Regions from separate parts of the Homo sapiens genome. Here region 1 is linked to region 2. Evidence: read pairs that join two places in POLR2A ChIA-PET (ENCODE). Cell type or tissue: HepG2. All regions are shown on one strand. Links, peaks and the distances in the headings refer to the core of each region. The heading gives the core; the rest is flanking DNA.

Region 1 (5,298 bases), core at 1,339-3,838, 210 kb after region 2:
GTTCTTCCCAGGCCCTGAGATGACCGCCTCTTCCCACCCCTTAGGTCTCCGCTAAGATGTCCACCCCCAAAAGGCTTTCTTGTCTCTAAAGTCGGCACCTCCTATCATTCACAACCTTGGTTAAACCCTATTTACAACTTGTAATTGTCTGTTTCTTTGCCTGATTATGTCATTAGTATTGCTGGCCCTCAACAGAATGAGCTACTTAAGGGAGGACTGAGACCTGGCTTCCCTTGTACTTCATTGCATCCTGGTAACTAGAACAGAGGCTGACACCTAGCAGACTTCTCCATAATTGTTGGTGGCATAGGTAGATGGATGGTGGGTGGGTGAGCAGATGGATGAGAGCTAGATGGGTGGAGGGATGGGAGCATGGATGAGTGAGTAGATGCATGGGTGGATGGGTGGGTGGGTGAGTGGTTGAGTGGATGGATAGCTAAATGGGTGGAGGGGTGGATGGATGAGTAGATGGGTGGATGGGTGCTTACATGGGTAGGTGGATGAATAGATGGATGGATAGACGGGTGGGTGGGTGGGTGGGTGGATGGGTAGACAGGTGATGAGTGGGTGAGAAGATAGACGGATAGCCAGATGGGTGAAGGAATGGGTGGATGAGCAGATGGGTGCTTGTATGGTGGGTGAATGAATGAATGGGTGGAATGGATCAGACAGGGACTGGACTTGGCGAAGCTGGGGTCAACCCTGTCAAGACCCATTCAAACTTACCCTAACATGTCAGAGGACCCAGCCCAGGAAGAAACAATGTCCCTGGCCCACCAGAACTTCAGGCAGCCAAGGGCTAAGCCTCCACTCCCGAATATGAGCCCTGGTCCCAGAGCATAGGCCTAGGCCGCAGAGGCCCCCCAGGCTGGGTGAAGCTGGCCTCTCTGGTCTCAGTCTCCCCTGTGAGAGGCAGTGTCAGGTAAAGCTAAGAGTGTGGGCCATGCAGCCAGACACTAACTAGCCGTGTCACCTTGGACACATCCTGTGAGCTCTCCAGGCCTCCTCTGTGAAACGGGAATGGGAAGTATTGTCCTCGTAGTGCTGTGGTGAAGGCCACAAGAATGAGCCCCTGGTGAGGTTCACACAGTGACTGGCACGTGGGCAGCTGCCAGGATCTGGGTTCCCAATGCCAGCCCTGTGAGGCCTTGGCCACAGTGATGTGACAGTGGTCCTGAGGTGCCCCAGGTTCTCACCTGAAGTCAGGGTAGCAGGTGGCATAAGTGGCCACCTCAATCTTGATGGCACTGGGGTCCTGCAGGCGAATGATCTCGGCCAGCGTAGGGAGAGCAGGCTGCAGCCAGGTCGCCGGGGAGCCCTGCAGGAGTGGGTGTGGTTGGAGGGACCCAGGGGTCCAGAGGCTCGGGTCAGCGACTCGTTGGGCTTAGAGAGGCACCAGCGGCCTATCTCCGACCCTGAAAGGGCTAGGGGAGAAGAGGCAGCCATTTCAGAGGGGCTTGGGAGAGGTGGGCAGCGGCTTACGTGCTGGGTGCAGAAGTGCTGGATGGTGTCAGCATTGGCCAGGATGTACCCAGCCAGCTGCTGCTGCTGCTCGGCCGTCTTGAGGACCAGGCGCCCCTTGCTGAGTTGGATGATGTACTCCTTCACCAGGTGCAGGTGCAAGGCCTCCATGAGCTCCTGGGAGGGCAAGCAGCCAGGGGCGTGTGAGCTGTCTGCTGATGGGGAGCTCGCCACCTCCCTTGAAGCCTTGTAGCCAGGCCTCCAGAGAGAGGCAGATGCCAGAGCAAAAGACTGCACACGTGCTCGTGCGTCCACATGTGTGCGTTCACATGCTCATGCGTTCACATGCGTGTGTGTTCACATGTGCATGCGTTCACGTGTTCACATGTGTGTGTTTACATGCTCGTGCCTTCACGTGTGTTCATATGTGTGCATGTGTTCACATGCTCGTGCATTCACATGTGTGTGTTCACATGCTCGTGCGTTCACATGTTCGTGCCTTCACGTGTGTTCACATGTGCACGTGTTCACATGCTCGTGCATTCACGTGTGTTCACATGTGCGCGTGTGAGCACATGTGCGTGAGTGTACACAGACGTGCTAGTGTGCGTGTCCGGGCTGCCCCCAACTCCCCAAGACCCAGCCACCAGCCCAGAGCCTCCTCACCTCCCGGAAACAGCCCTGCAGCTCTGAGAACTCAGGCAGCCTCGTGTCTACAGTGGCGATGATGTTTTCCAGGGTCTCCACAGGGGCCGCCCAGCGGGTGTGCGTGAACCTCTTGAACAGTGGCTGAGACAGGAGAGGCAGGATGTCTAGTCACGCCCTGGAGAGGAAGGGCTGCCAGCCGCAGACACGCAGACACGCAGACACAGACACACACCGACACATGTGCCTGGTGGAGGGGCGGGGGGCACTCAAGGACTCCCAGGGAACCCGGGCCAACCTCAGGTCCCTGCTCACAGACAGGAAGTGGGAGCCGGCTCTGTGCACCCTTATCCAAGGTCACCCAGTGCGGCTCAGGAGCCAGGAGAGCCTGTCTGCCGGCCCGGAGGCCAAGTCCACTGCCACTTAAATAAATAAATTCCTTCATAAACAAGACCTTGTGCTTGGCTGGGCCAGGGAGATCAGTACCAGGGGATGTGGGGTCACCGCTCGGGCTTCCACCACACTCAGGCCACCCATGGCCGCTAGTCCCTGACACCGGGAAGAGAACCTCTCCCCTTCCTTTTGAGAGACCCCCCACTTTACACCCTGCTAAAGGAACTACTTGTTTTCACAGCATTTTCTGTGGATTTCTTGGCCCATAACAGATATAACCCCAGCTGCCGATGACCCTGAGCCTCAGTTGCTGGGAGTCAGGCGCGGGGATGGGGGTGGATAGGAGGGGCTGAGGGGATTGAAGGAAAGGTGTCTGCAGGCTTGGGACTGGGCTGTGTCTGAATCGGGGAGGGGCAGTGAAACTTTTCCAGGCCCTCCCAGCCCCAGGCGGCCCCTCCCAGCCCCAGGCGGCCCCTCCCAGCCCCAGGCGGCCCCTCCCAGCCCCAGGCGGCCCCTCTCAGGTGAAACCCCAGGACATGATCGGCGGAGTTCAGAGCCTGCTAGGGTCCCCAACCGGGCATCACCGCTGCACCAGAGCTGGCCCACGGTGCCGTCCACAGGCCTGGAGCGTGTCTTCCCCACATCTTTGCTTCTGCCACTCCTCCCTGGGGGCACCTCCCAGTCCCTCCCTGGGAACCCCCCAACACTGGGCTCCTGAGGGCAAGAGGCTCCCGCTACCTTCAGGTCCTCATGCAGGTTCTGGAGCAGGGTGTCAAAGCCGTGGCTCTTGAGCTCACCCAGGGGGCCCAGCAGGAGGCTCAGGGTGTCCTGGGGTACCTGCCAATTCTGCTCCATGGACATCCTGGAAGGTGGAGGCAGAGAGGTCACCCCAGCCCTGCTCAGCCTATAGCCCCATACCCAGGGAGCCAGACAGCCCCCTCTCTTCACTCTAGAACCCTCAATGGCTCCCCATTCTCTATGGGATCAAGTCCTCCCATCCATGTTCTCCATGCCCTCAGGACACTCCTCCACTACATCCCCTTGTAACTGGGGGCAAGTGAGCCTCCTCCAGTGGTTTGCCCATCTGCCTAATAGACAGATCACTATACCTACTTCACAGGGTTGCTTTAAGGATAAGATAATGGGTGAAACATCTGCCTGTGTGCTTGCCCCAGCCAGCACTTGGGAAATGTTTGCTGCTGCTGCTGCAGGCCGTGGAGTCCTCACACATGTTGCTGGTTTGAATTCCACTTCTTGGCCTAAGCAGCTCCTCCTCCCTCCACCTTCCAGCTCCCCTCTCCTGCCCGCTGAGTGACTCCCACTCCCGCAAGCCCCTCCCAACACTCTCACCGGAAGGACAGGCAGTTGTTGATGTTGGCAATAACATTGGCCCTGTAATTCGTCAGCTGCTTGCCTCTCTCCAGAAATTCATTAAAGGCGCGCTGGTAGCTGGCGAAACCAGAAGGGGCACATTCAGGACCAGCCCAAACACTGGGACCACAGCAGCAGCCTCCCTGCCCTCCCTGCCAGCTCCTGGGGTTCACTTTTCTGTTTGGCTGCCCATAGCCAAGGGAGGGGCCGCTAGCCCCTGGGCATCATGGAACTGGCTTCACAAGCTAAGGCTTGGGCTCCTGAAGAGGGTACCAGCCCATCTCTGCTGCTCCCAGGCCCTCTCTAGAGTTGGGAGACCAGGTAGGAGTGAGCGTGTGGTTGGCTGGAGAAGCCCTCAGAGGTCGAGAGGGAGAGAGCAGAGAGAATTCAGGTGGTGGAGACTAGGAGTGTTGTATGAAGGGGTGGCGGGGTCTCAGTCCCTCCTGGGGTATCCTCTTTGAAGCTAGAGGCTGCTCTGCTGAGAGCTTTGCTGATGGGGTGGGCGCAAGAGGCTCCCACGTTGAATCCTGGTGGAGGTCAGACCACCTGAGGCTCTCAGTGCCCTGGCTGAGTGGGAAACAACTCCTGGCTCAGAATGACAGGGACAGGGGTAGAGGGCGGGGATCCAGCTCAGCTCCCCACCTGAGGCACTAGGGAGGGGCCGTGGCTCTGAGAGCGGTGGCTACAGGGACCCCATCCTGGGCACACACCCACCTCCTCAGGAACGCAGGCAGCTCCACCAGCAGCACCCGCTTTATCTGTGAGCCCAAGTCCAGCGTGATGCTCTCGGCCTTGGCCTGGGCCTGGGAGGTGATCTGCAGGGTGGTGGTGGGTGAGCTGAGCAGGGGCTCGCCTGGACAAGGGGGCAGGGGACGGGGAGGAAACAGGCGGGAACAGAGGGGGTGCCCCGAGGTGGGCATGGGTATGCACACAGGACGGAATGTGCGTGGGGCTCCCCATGCACGTGCACGGGCGGTACGTGTGCCCTGGGGCAGATTGCAGTACCTGGATGATGTCGATGGCCAGCTCGCTGTGGCAGTGGCCGTCCAGCCTCTGGGGAGGCACATCCTCAGCCCAGCGCCGTGCCTCTAGCTCCAGAGCTCGGTCCATCAACTCCCTCACATTGGCCTGGAGGAGGAGGGGCAGGTCACTGGGGCACTATCCCTCACCTCGCTCACCTGGAAGACCCGTCAAGCTCCCTGCCCATGTCCTGTCTGTCTCCGAGCCTCTCCTCTGCTGCCTCCCTGCCCCTCCCTGGCCCAGGTGGAGACTCACCGCCTCACTGGACAGGAATGTGGCCTCCAGCAGTCGGATCTGCCTGGGGGGCAGGAGGCTCCCGAGCCCCATACCCTGCAGCTCACCCACCAGCTTGGGGCTGTTGATGATGTCACTGCAGGCAGGGGAGGCTGGCATGAGGACAACTATACC
Region 2 (8,993 bases), core at 3,175-5,674:
TTCTTTCTTTCTTTTTTTCTTTCTTTTTCTTTCTCTTTCTTTTCTCTTTTCTTTTTTTTCTTTCCTCTTCTCTTTTCTTCCCTCCCTCCCTCCCTTCCTTCCTTACTTCCTTCCCTCCTTCCTTCCTTCTTTCCTTCTTTCTTTCCTTTCTTTCTTTTTGACAGAATTTCACTCTTGTCACCCAGGGTGGAATGCAATGGCACAATCTCGGCTCACCACAAACTGCCTCCCGGGTTCAAGCGATTCTCCTGCCTCAGCCTCCCAAGTAGCTGGGATTATAGGCGCCCGCCACCACACCCGGCTAATTTTTGTATTTTTAGTAGAGGCAGGGTTTCACCACGTTGGCCAGGCTGGTCTCTAACTCCTGACCTCAGATGATCCGCCCGCCTCAGCCTCCCAAAGTCCTGGGATTACAGGCGTGAGCCACTGCACCCAGCCACCTCTTTCTTTTTTTTAAGACAGCGTTTCATTCTGTCACCCAGGCTGGAGTGCAGTGGCTCGATCTCAGCTGAGAACCTGTGCCTCTTCAGCTCAAGTGATCCTCTCATCTCAGCCCCCCAAGTATCTGGGACTACAGGAATGCACCATCATGCCCAGCTATTTTTTTTGTTTTGTTTTGTTTTGTTTTATTTGTAGAGATGGGGTTTTGCCATGTTGCCCAGGCTGGCCTCGAACTCCTGACCTCAAGGGATCCACCCACCTCGGCCTCCAAAGTGCTGGGATACAGGTGTGAGCCACCGTGCCCAGCCCTTTCTTGGTATATATACTTTCAAAACAGGAAAATTTGGGATTGAAATTTGGGTTTCCTACACTTACATTCTTATTATAATTTCTAATAAGGTTGTTTGTTATGATCCCTTTATTCTTCTGTAAATTATTATGAGGCTACTTAAAATATAAATAAAATTAAAAGGGTCCTTTGGACCCGAGGTAAATTATTATATAATTCTTTTTTCCAGTATACTAAAGGTTAACCCAGTATTGTTTGTAATAGCAAAAGACTGGAAACTTCTCAAAGGTCCATCAATAGGGCACTGGTTAAATAAATAAATATTGCTACCTTCTAGCAATGGAATATTATTTTGCTATAAAAACTGATTAGGAAAATATACATGTACTACTATGGAATAATTTCCAAAATATAAAGCGAAAGAAACAGGGTTCAGAACAGGATGTAAAACATGCAATCGTTTGTGTTATAAAAAAGGAGAAAAAGTATGATTTTGCTTGAATATGCATAAACTATTTCTGATAACATTGACTCTTTTCTGTAGAGGGTATCTGGGCGGCTAGCCACAGGCATGACAAAGAAATGTTTCAGCAAAAATCCCTTTTACTTACTGACATAGACTGACATAGACTAACATAGACTGGCATAGACTGACATGGACTGACATAGACTAACATAGACTGACATAGACTGACAGACTGGCGTAGACTGACGTAGACTGACATGGACTGACGTAGACTGACATGGACTGATGTAGACTGACGTAGACTGACGTGGACTGACGTAGACTGTTGTAGACTGACATGGACTGATGTAGACTGAAATGCACTGACATAGACTGACATAGACTGATGTAGATTGACGTGGACTGACATAGACTGACGTGGACTGACGTAGACTGACATAGACTGACATGGACTGACATAGACTGATGCAGACTGACGTAGACTGAAAGGAGAACTTAGAAAAGGACACGCTCAGCGTCGGGCACACCTCAGTCAAGGAGGCTCTGCTGACCACACTGTCCCTGTCTCAGTGACTTCCTACAACAAAGGTGATTTCTCACTGATGTTCCAGCTCCCTTGAGGGTCCACTGGGCGCTCTGCTCCACCCATTCTGGGACCCATGCTGACACCACAGCTGCCATCTTGAGAGACACTGGTTGCCATGGCCACTCTGAGAATCTTAGACATGTAATGAAATACATAATTTCATATTTTATATATTTTAATTGAAATATCTGTATATACAATATATATCTTGTATATCTATTTTATCTATTTTTTTTTTGAGACAGGGTCTTACTCTGTCCCCCAGGCTCAAGTGCAGTGGCATGATCATGGTTCACTGTAGCCTCAACTTCCCAGGCTTAAGCGAGTTCCCCATCTCAGCCTCCTGAGTAGCTATGACTACAGACATGTGCCACCACATACTGCTAGTTTTTTGTACTTTGTTTTATTTTTTGAGACAGAGTTTTGCTCTTGTCGCCCAGACTGGAGTGCAATGGCCGATCTCGGCTCACTGTAACCTCTGTCTCCTGGGTTCAAGCGATTCTCCTGCCTCAGCCTCCCGAGTAGCTGGGATTACAGATGCCTGCCACCACACCTAGCTAATGTTTGTATTTTTAGTACAGACAGGATTTCACCATGTTGGCCAGGCTGGTCTCGAACTCCTGACCTCAGGTGATCCAGCCACCTGGGCCTCCCAAAGTGCGGGATTACAGACATAAGCCACCGTGCCCGGCCTAAGGTAAAATTTACATGCAATGAAATGAACAAATTTGGGACAAATGCATATACCCATACACCTATGTAACCCAAACTTCTATCAAGATATAAAACATTGCTGTCACCGTGGAAGGTTCCCCTGTGCCCTTTCCCATCAATCCCCACCCCACACCATCCACAGAAGCAATCACTGTCTTGATTTCTTCACCACAGATCAGTGTAGCCTGTTTTAGAACTTCATATAAATGGAACTGTACATACGTATTCTTCTTTGTTAAGGCTTCTTTCATTTAGTACATTTTTGAGATTCATAACTTTTGTTGTGCACATTAGTAATTCATTCCTTTTTATTGTTAATATCCAATTTTGAGCATATGGTACAGTTTGTTTATCCATTCTCCTGTTAATAGGTCCTTGTGATGTTTACAGTTTGGGATTATTATGAAAAAAAGCTGCAATAGCCATTCTCATAAGTGTTTTCAGGAACGCTTGCTTTCATATTTATTTATTTATGTATTTCTTGCATCAAAGTCTCGATCTTTCACCAGGCTGGAGTGCAGTGGCACGACCTCAGCTCACTGCAAGCTCCGCCTCCTGGGTTCAAGTGATTCACCTGCCGCAGCCTCTCGAGTAGCTGGGACTACAGGCGTGTGCCACATGCCCAGCTAATTTTTGTATTTTTAGTAGCGACAGGGTTTCACCATGTTGGCCAGGATGGTCTGGATCTATTGACCTCGTGATCCACCTCCCTCAGCCTCCCAAAGTGCTGAGATTAGAGGCGTGAGCCACAGCGCCTGGCCTCATTTCTATTAAGTGTGGAGTTCTCTAGGAGTGGAATTGTGGGTTTAGAAGGCAGGTGTATGTTCAGTTTTTGTAAGAAATTGTTAGAACTTTTCCTAAAGTGTTGGTATCATATTACATACCAACCCACAGTATGTAAGAGTTCCAGTGGCCCCACTTCCTCACCATCTATTTGGTGTTGTCAAGTTTCAAATTTCAGCTGTTCTGGTGGGTGTGTAGTGGTATTTCACTACGGCTCTTTTGTAAACTTTTGCTTTATATATTTTGAGAGTATTTCATCGGTGCATTCAGTGATAGAACTGTTATTTCTTTTTTTTTTTTTTTGAGACAGAGTCTTGCTCTGTCGCCCTGGCCGGAGTGCAGTGGTGCGATCTCAGCTTACTGCAACCTCTGCTTCCTGGGGTTCAAGCAATTCTCCTGCCTCAGCCTACTGAGTAGCTGGGATTACAGGCACTCACCTCCACGCCTGGCTAATTTTTGTATTTTTTAGTAGTGGCCAGGCTGGTCTCGAACTCCTGACCTCAGGTGACCCACCCGCCTTGGCCTCCCAAAGTGCTTAGATTACAGGCGTGAGCCACCGTGCCCAGTCAGAACTTTTATTTCTGATGTGTTGAATTGTTCATCACATTGTGCTGATCCTCTTTATTCCTAATGACTTTTCTTGGTTTGTCAACAAAATAAACAGAGAGAGGCTCTCTCAAAGAAAAAGGTATCTGCGAACAGGGCATTGCAATGGGAATATGCATGTCATAGTGAGCTATGTGTGTACTTTAGGAAGGTAAAGGGAGAGAATAGCTTTTAAAGGAAAAGTGAGGAGGATTACATAATTGTTTTGAGATAATCAGCCTTGGCCATGAAGGTCAATAACAAGGCCGACGCCGGTCCAAGGTTGGACAGGCAGTTGCTGGGTAGATGTCCTTGTAGAAGTATTATTTGTGGAAGGTTGTGACGGCCTTTGTGCAGGTTGTGGTTTTTGCAGTCTTTTGTGATCGTTGACAGTCGTGATAGGACAAACAAGCATGAGAATGCTCTCTTCACAGCCTCACCTGGCTCTATTTCTCAGGGTTTTTTTTTGTTTGGTGTTTGCCTTTTAAAATACAAATGACTCCATTCTCATTCTGACAGCCTTCACGTTTCCGCCTCTGGTCAGCATCTCTCTCTGAAAGCATCGCTGGTCAGTCATCCTGTGGCTGGGTCTTGATTGTCCCTTGATACCAGGGTGGATCTGTCCTGGCTGCCAGTCTTGTCCCACACTGCAGGGAGTGATTGGGGACTAGGAGCCAGTGTCAAAACCTTCTAGCCACCTGTGAACAACGAGGGAGGTTCGAAGGGAGTGGCTGTCAGCTAAGTCTACTTAGAGTCCATTATTGAGTTCAATTTTGTCTGTTCCATAGTTTTTTTGCAATCATTTCAAAGCGCCAGGCCAGCATTATTCTGTTAGGAGTTGTACTTCTGTAAAATTTCTTTTTTTGAGACAGGGTCTTGCTCTGACACCCAGGCTGGACTGCGGTGGTACGATCATAGCTCTCTGCAACCTTGAACTCTTGGGCTCAAGGGATCCTCCTACCTTAGCCTCTTGAGTAGCTGGGACTACAGGTGCAGGCCACTGTGCCTGGCTAAATTTTTCAGTTTTTTTTGTAGAGACAGGGTATCACTTTGTTGCCCAGGCTGGTCTCAAACTCCTGGTCTCAAGTGATCCTCCTACCTCAGCCTCCCAAAGTGTTGGGATTACAGGCGTGAGCCACTGTGCCCGACCAGAATATCTTTTTTATCCTGTGAGAGAATGTCAGGAGTTTGGATTGGTGTTTTAGATGGTGGCAACTGCCCTAGTGGCTTTTAATTAGACATCCTGAGCCCACTATTTAAAACGTGGAAGGTGTTTAGAAAAAAACCCAGGGAAACGAGTGAAACCAAATCACAGGACACCAAGAGATGAGTGTTCACAAAATTTTAACCCAGGCATGCAGATCAAATTACACGCTCAGACCAAAAGTGAATTCACCAGAAATGACATGCCTCACAGATAGAATGTGAATTCAATAGAAACCAGAATACTCAAGCTAGAGACCTCTGTCTTTATACCAGAAAGGACTTACCAGAAAAGTCAGTCTTTTATCATCTCAGGAGGGATGTAAGGTTCTTTATTAAGGTGGCCTTATAACCAAACCTGATCTTGAATATCAAAAAGCCTCTACCAAAAAAAAAAAAAAAAGAAAAGAAAAAAAAATAGGCCAGGCACAGTGGCTCACGCCTGTAATCCCACCACTTTGGGAGGCCAAGGCGGGCAGATCACGAGGTCAGGAGATCGAGACCATCCTGGCTAACATGGTGAAACCCCGTGTCTACTAAAAATACAAAAAATTAGCCGGATGTGGCAGCGTGCGCCTGTCGTCCCAGCTACTCTGGAGGCTGAGGCAGGAGAACGGGGTGAATCCAGGAGACGGAGCTTGCAGTGAGCCGGGATTGCGCCACTGCACTCCAGCCTGGGCTACAGAGCAAGACTCCGTCTCAAAAAAAAAAAAAAGGAAAAAAAGAAAAAAGAAAAGAAAAACAAAGCCTCCACCAAAAACAGGGAGGGCTGGCCTGAGAGAAGACTCACCAGGGACAAAAATTTGAGCCATGGAAGCCTACAGCGCAAAGGGCTCATGCATACTGGCCAAAAAAGAGTATTTTTTTCTGATAGTCATCTTTCTTTAGGTCCCATTTCTGACCCCATTTATGTCAATTAAATGAGAGAGACGAGCTCTCTAAAAGAAAGATATGTATTCAGGAATAGGGCATTGCAATGGGAATACACGTCATTGTGAGCTGTGTGTGTACTTTAGGGAGGTAAAGGGAGAGAATTTTTTTTTTTTTTTTGAGATGGAGTCTCACTCTGTCGCCCAGGCTGGAGCACAGTAGCACGATCTCGGCTCACTGCAACATCCACCTCCCAGGTTCAAGCGATTCTCCTGCCTCAGCCGAGTAGCTGGGATTACAGGCATGCACCACCCCACCTGGCTAAGTTTTTGTATTTTTAGTAGAGATGAGGTTTCGCCACATTGGTCAGGCTGGTCTCAAACTCCCAACCTCAGGTGATCCACCCTCCTCGGCCTCCCAAAGTGCTGTTATTACAGGCGTGAGCCACCACGCGTGGCCGAGAATGGTTTTTAAAGGATAAATGAAGATTACATAACTGTTTTGAGATTACCACCTGTGGCTACAAAGATCCATAACAAGGGCGATGCAAGTCCACAGCTGGACAGGCTGTTGCTGGGTAGATGTCCTTGAAGTATTTTTTGCATAAGGCTGTGATGCTTTTTGTGCAAGGCTGTGGTTTTTGCAATCTTTTGTGATAATTTCGTTATTGGGCATACCAGCATGAGACCCTTCACCATCGCAAGACTGCAAACCCTACTCTATTTGTTCGGGTTGTTTTTTTGTTTCTTGAACACAAGTGACTCCGCTTTGATTGACAACTTTCACACTTTATTAAAATCTACTTTTTTCTGAGATTCAAAGAGCTACATTTTTGGTTAGTGTATGTCTACTATACCTTTTTTCATCCTTTCAACATCTTTTGTCACATTTTAGGTGATGCTCTTGTAAACAGTGTATTGCTAGACCTAAAAATCCAAGCTTACAACTTGTCCTTTACCTGATACATTTATTCCATTTACTTTCATTTGGATTTTTAAAAATGTTAACTTAATACGTCTCTTTCAGATGTCCCTGCTTTTTAGTTAATTGTGTTTTCTACTCTCCTAAAGACTTGATTTTTATTTTTTAGTTAACTGACCGTTTTTAAAGAGGTTTTAGGCTCATAGCAAAATTGGGTGGAATTTCCCCTACTGCCCCAGCCAGGCATTGCTTCTGACTGCAGCATTAGGCTTCCAGTGGGATTGAGTGCTGCACATAAGGGTCTCCACCCCCAGCAGATATGGAAAGGCAATCCCCTAGTTTTACAGTAAGGCCTGGGACAGAATCCAAATTTGATCCCAACACCCAAGTGAATCCTCCTCCTCTTAAAAAGAAATAATTGACTGCATAACCGAACTGCAGGGTCAACTCAGATCCTACCATTCACCTGGAGGTCCTGACATTGCACCTCCCAGTCTAGGTCCCAAGAAAAGAACTCTGTAGCTTCTATTCTCATATCCCAGCACACACAAGTCCTTAAAATTTCTGGCCATAAAAACCACAGAAATTTGATTCCCAGAAAAAAACTGTTTGGCTAGACCAGACAGGTGGACATAAACACCCTGAGCTCCCAACCTATTAACAAAGGCTCACAGGGTCACTCTGGTGCACAAACCTACAATGAGACTACCTGCAAGTCATTTGCTGTCACCCCACTTATGGAATGTCACTATGAATCAAGATCTGTACTGGGGACAGAGATGACCAAAGTGACTCCCTGTCCCCTTGGGGTCACACAGCACATGCAACGAAAGTGCAACACTGTTTCTGGTACTAAGACTGCTCTGGCTTTGTAGTAGTCAGGGAGGCTGAAATTTGAACCATCAAAAAGATGATGCAGGAACAAGGTCAACTTTGCATTTGCTGGTTACTCCGGAATACTGGTAGGTCAAGCTGTAGCAATTAAGAAAATAGCTGGTTAGATAAGGATTGTCTGCAGACTTGTCAAATAAATTTAAAATACATGAAGGGTTATTTTGTTAGATAAGTGACCTTGGTACAACAGTACCTATGCCTCAGGACCACGATGAGGACTGACTGAGCTAACAAAATGCAAAAGGTTCAAACTCACTTATCTGCTTTTTGCAGATGGCCAGCTTTCACTTCTGCCATCTCCAGGCCAAAGGCATAAAGTCAGTGCTTGGTACACTGGAACAAACAGCTTGGGGCTCAATTTTGATACCCCTCCCTTCTCAAGCGGGAAGCGGTGGATTAGAGACCTCCTTGCCCATCTCTAAACTTTAGGACCCACACTAAAAATTTTTAAGTCAATTTCAGAATGCACTTGTTTAGAAAGCAAACCTCCCCATTCCCTCATTCTTAACTAGAGATATATACAATTATTCACAGTTACATAGCTGTATGTATGTTCCCTATTAAGCACCTGCCAAGATTTCAAGTAATAAAACTGAGGCAGATGCTCAGTTCACAGACAAGACTAGCAAATAAAGCCAGTGACCCAATGAAATGAACAACTTTTGTGAGTGGGGCTGGCAAGTGTAACTGCAGGATACATCCAACACAAATCCAAAGCAACGGCTACAAAACAGGGCAGATTCCAATGCTTTGATCTCATTATAAAATGAAAACTTGTTAACTTTAATATTAAAGCAAAGACAAAATACAATTTTATCATTATTTTAATCAAGTAACTTAGCTGTTTAAACAAATCCTTAAGACAGTTCAATAGAGCAAAGTGAAGAATTACTCTATTAGGATAACCTGTGAACAAAGTTCAGATTATGTGAATTTGTATTCCATTCGAAGTTTGGCACCAGACTGAACACTGGTTTAAGCCAAATTTTTTAGTGTTCTAGAAGCCCTGAACATGTTTTCCCTCAGATTAAAAGTAGAACCTTTATAATAGAACCTCATTAGCTTGACACTGAGTATGCTGAGTGCAACTTAGCTTAGGTCACCAGTATCTCCTACAGAATTCCAGTTAATGAAAGCAGATCAGCCTTGCGGCAAAGAATTTGAAACCTAGGCAACATACAAGTTTGAAGAAAAAAAAATCCTCTTTGGTGTGACAAAGCACATTCCCTCCAGGTATATGG

What was found. Peaks named below come from ENCODE experiments on the same cell type or tissue, not always from the same donor. Only the 100,000 strongest peaks of a DNase experiment are listed, where the experiment ranks them.
Region 1: POLR2A ChIA-PET joins it to region 2 with 6 read pairs; 10 of 35 experiments call an interaction of 5 or more read pairs at or near these places.

The regions. Positions count from the first base shown.
Region 1 is chr14:103,129,702-103,134,999 of GRCh38, reverse strand. TNFAIP2 (TNF alpha induced protein 2) reads right to left here. Exons shown (of 12, transcript NM_006291.4): 4 at 5,146-5,260; 5 at 4,876-4,998; 6 at 4,585-4,685; 7 at 3,850-3,948; 8 at 3,238-3,361; 9 at 2,128-2,250; 10 at 1,483-1,638; 11 at 1,197-1,318. Among named protein-coding and RNA genes, the nearest start is that of TNFAIP2, 8.9 kb to the right of the region's middle. RefSeq lists enhancers at 1,592-2,160, 2,161-2,731. In HepG2, for the core only: no CTCF peak of the experiment used is centred there; a DNase peak (open chromatin) is centred at 2,489; H3K27me3 peaks cover 469 bases.
Region 2 is chr14:103,342,737-103,351,729 of GRCh38, reverse strand. EIF5 (eukaryotic translation initiation factor 5) reads right to left here. Exons shown (of 12, transcript NM_001969.5): 12 at 6,705-8,993. Among named protein-coding and RNA genes, the nearest start is that of SNORA28, 9.4 kb to the right of the region's middle. In HepG2, for the core only: no CTCF peak of the experiment used is centred there; a DNase peak (open chromatin) is centred at 4,129.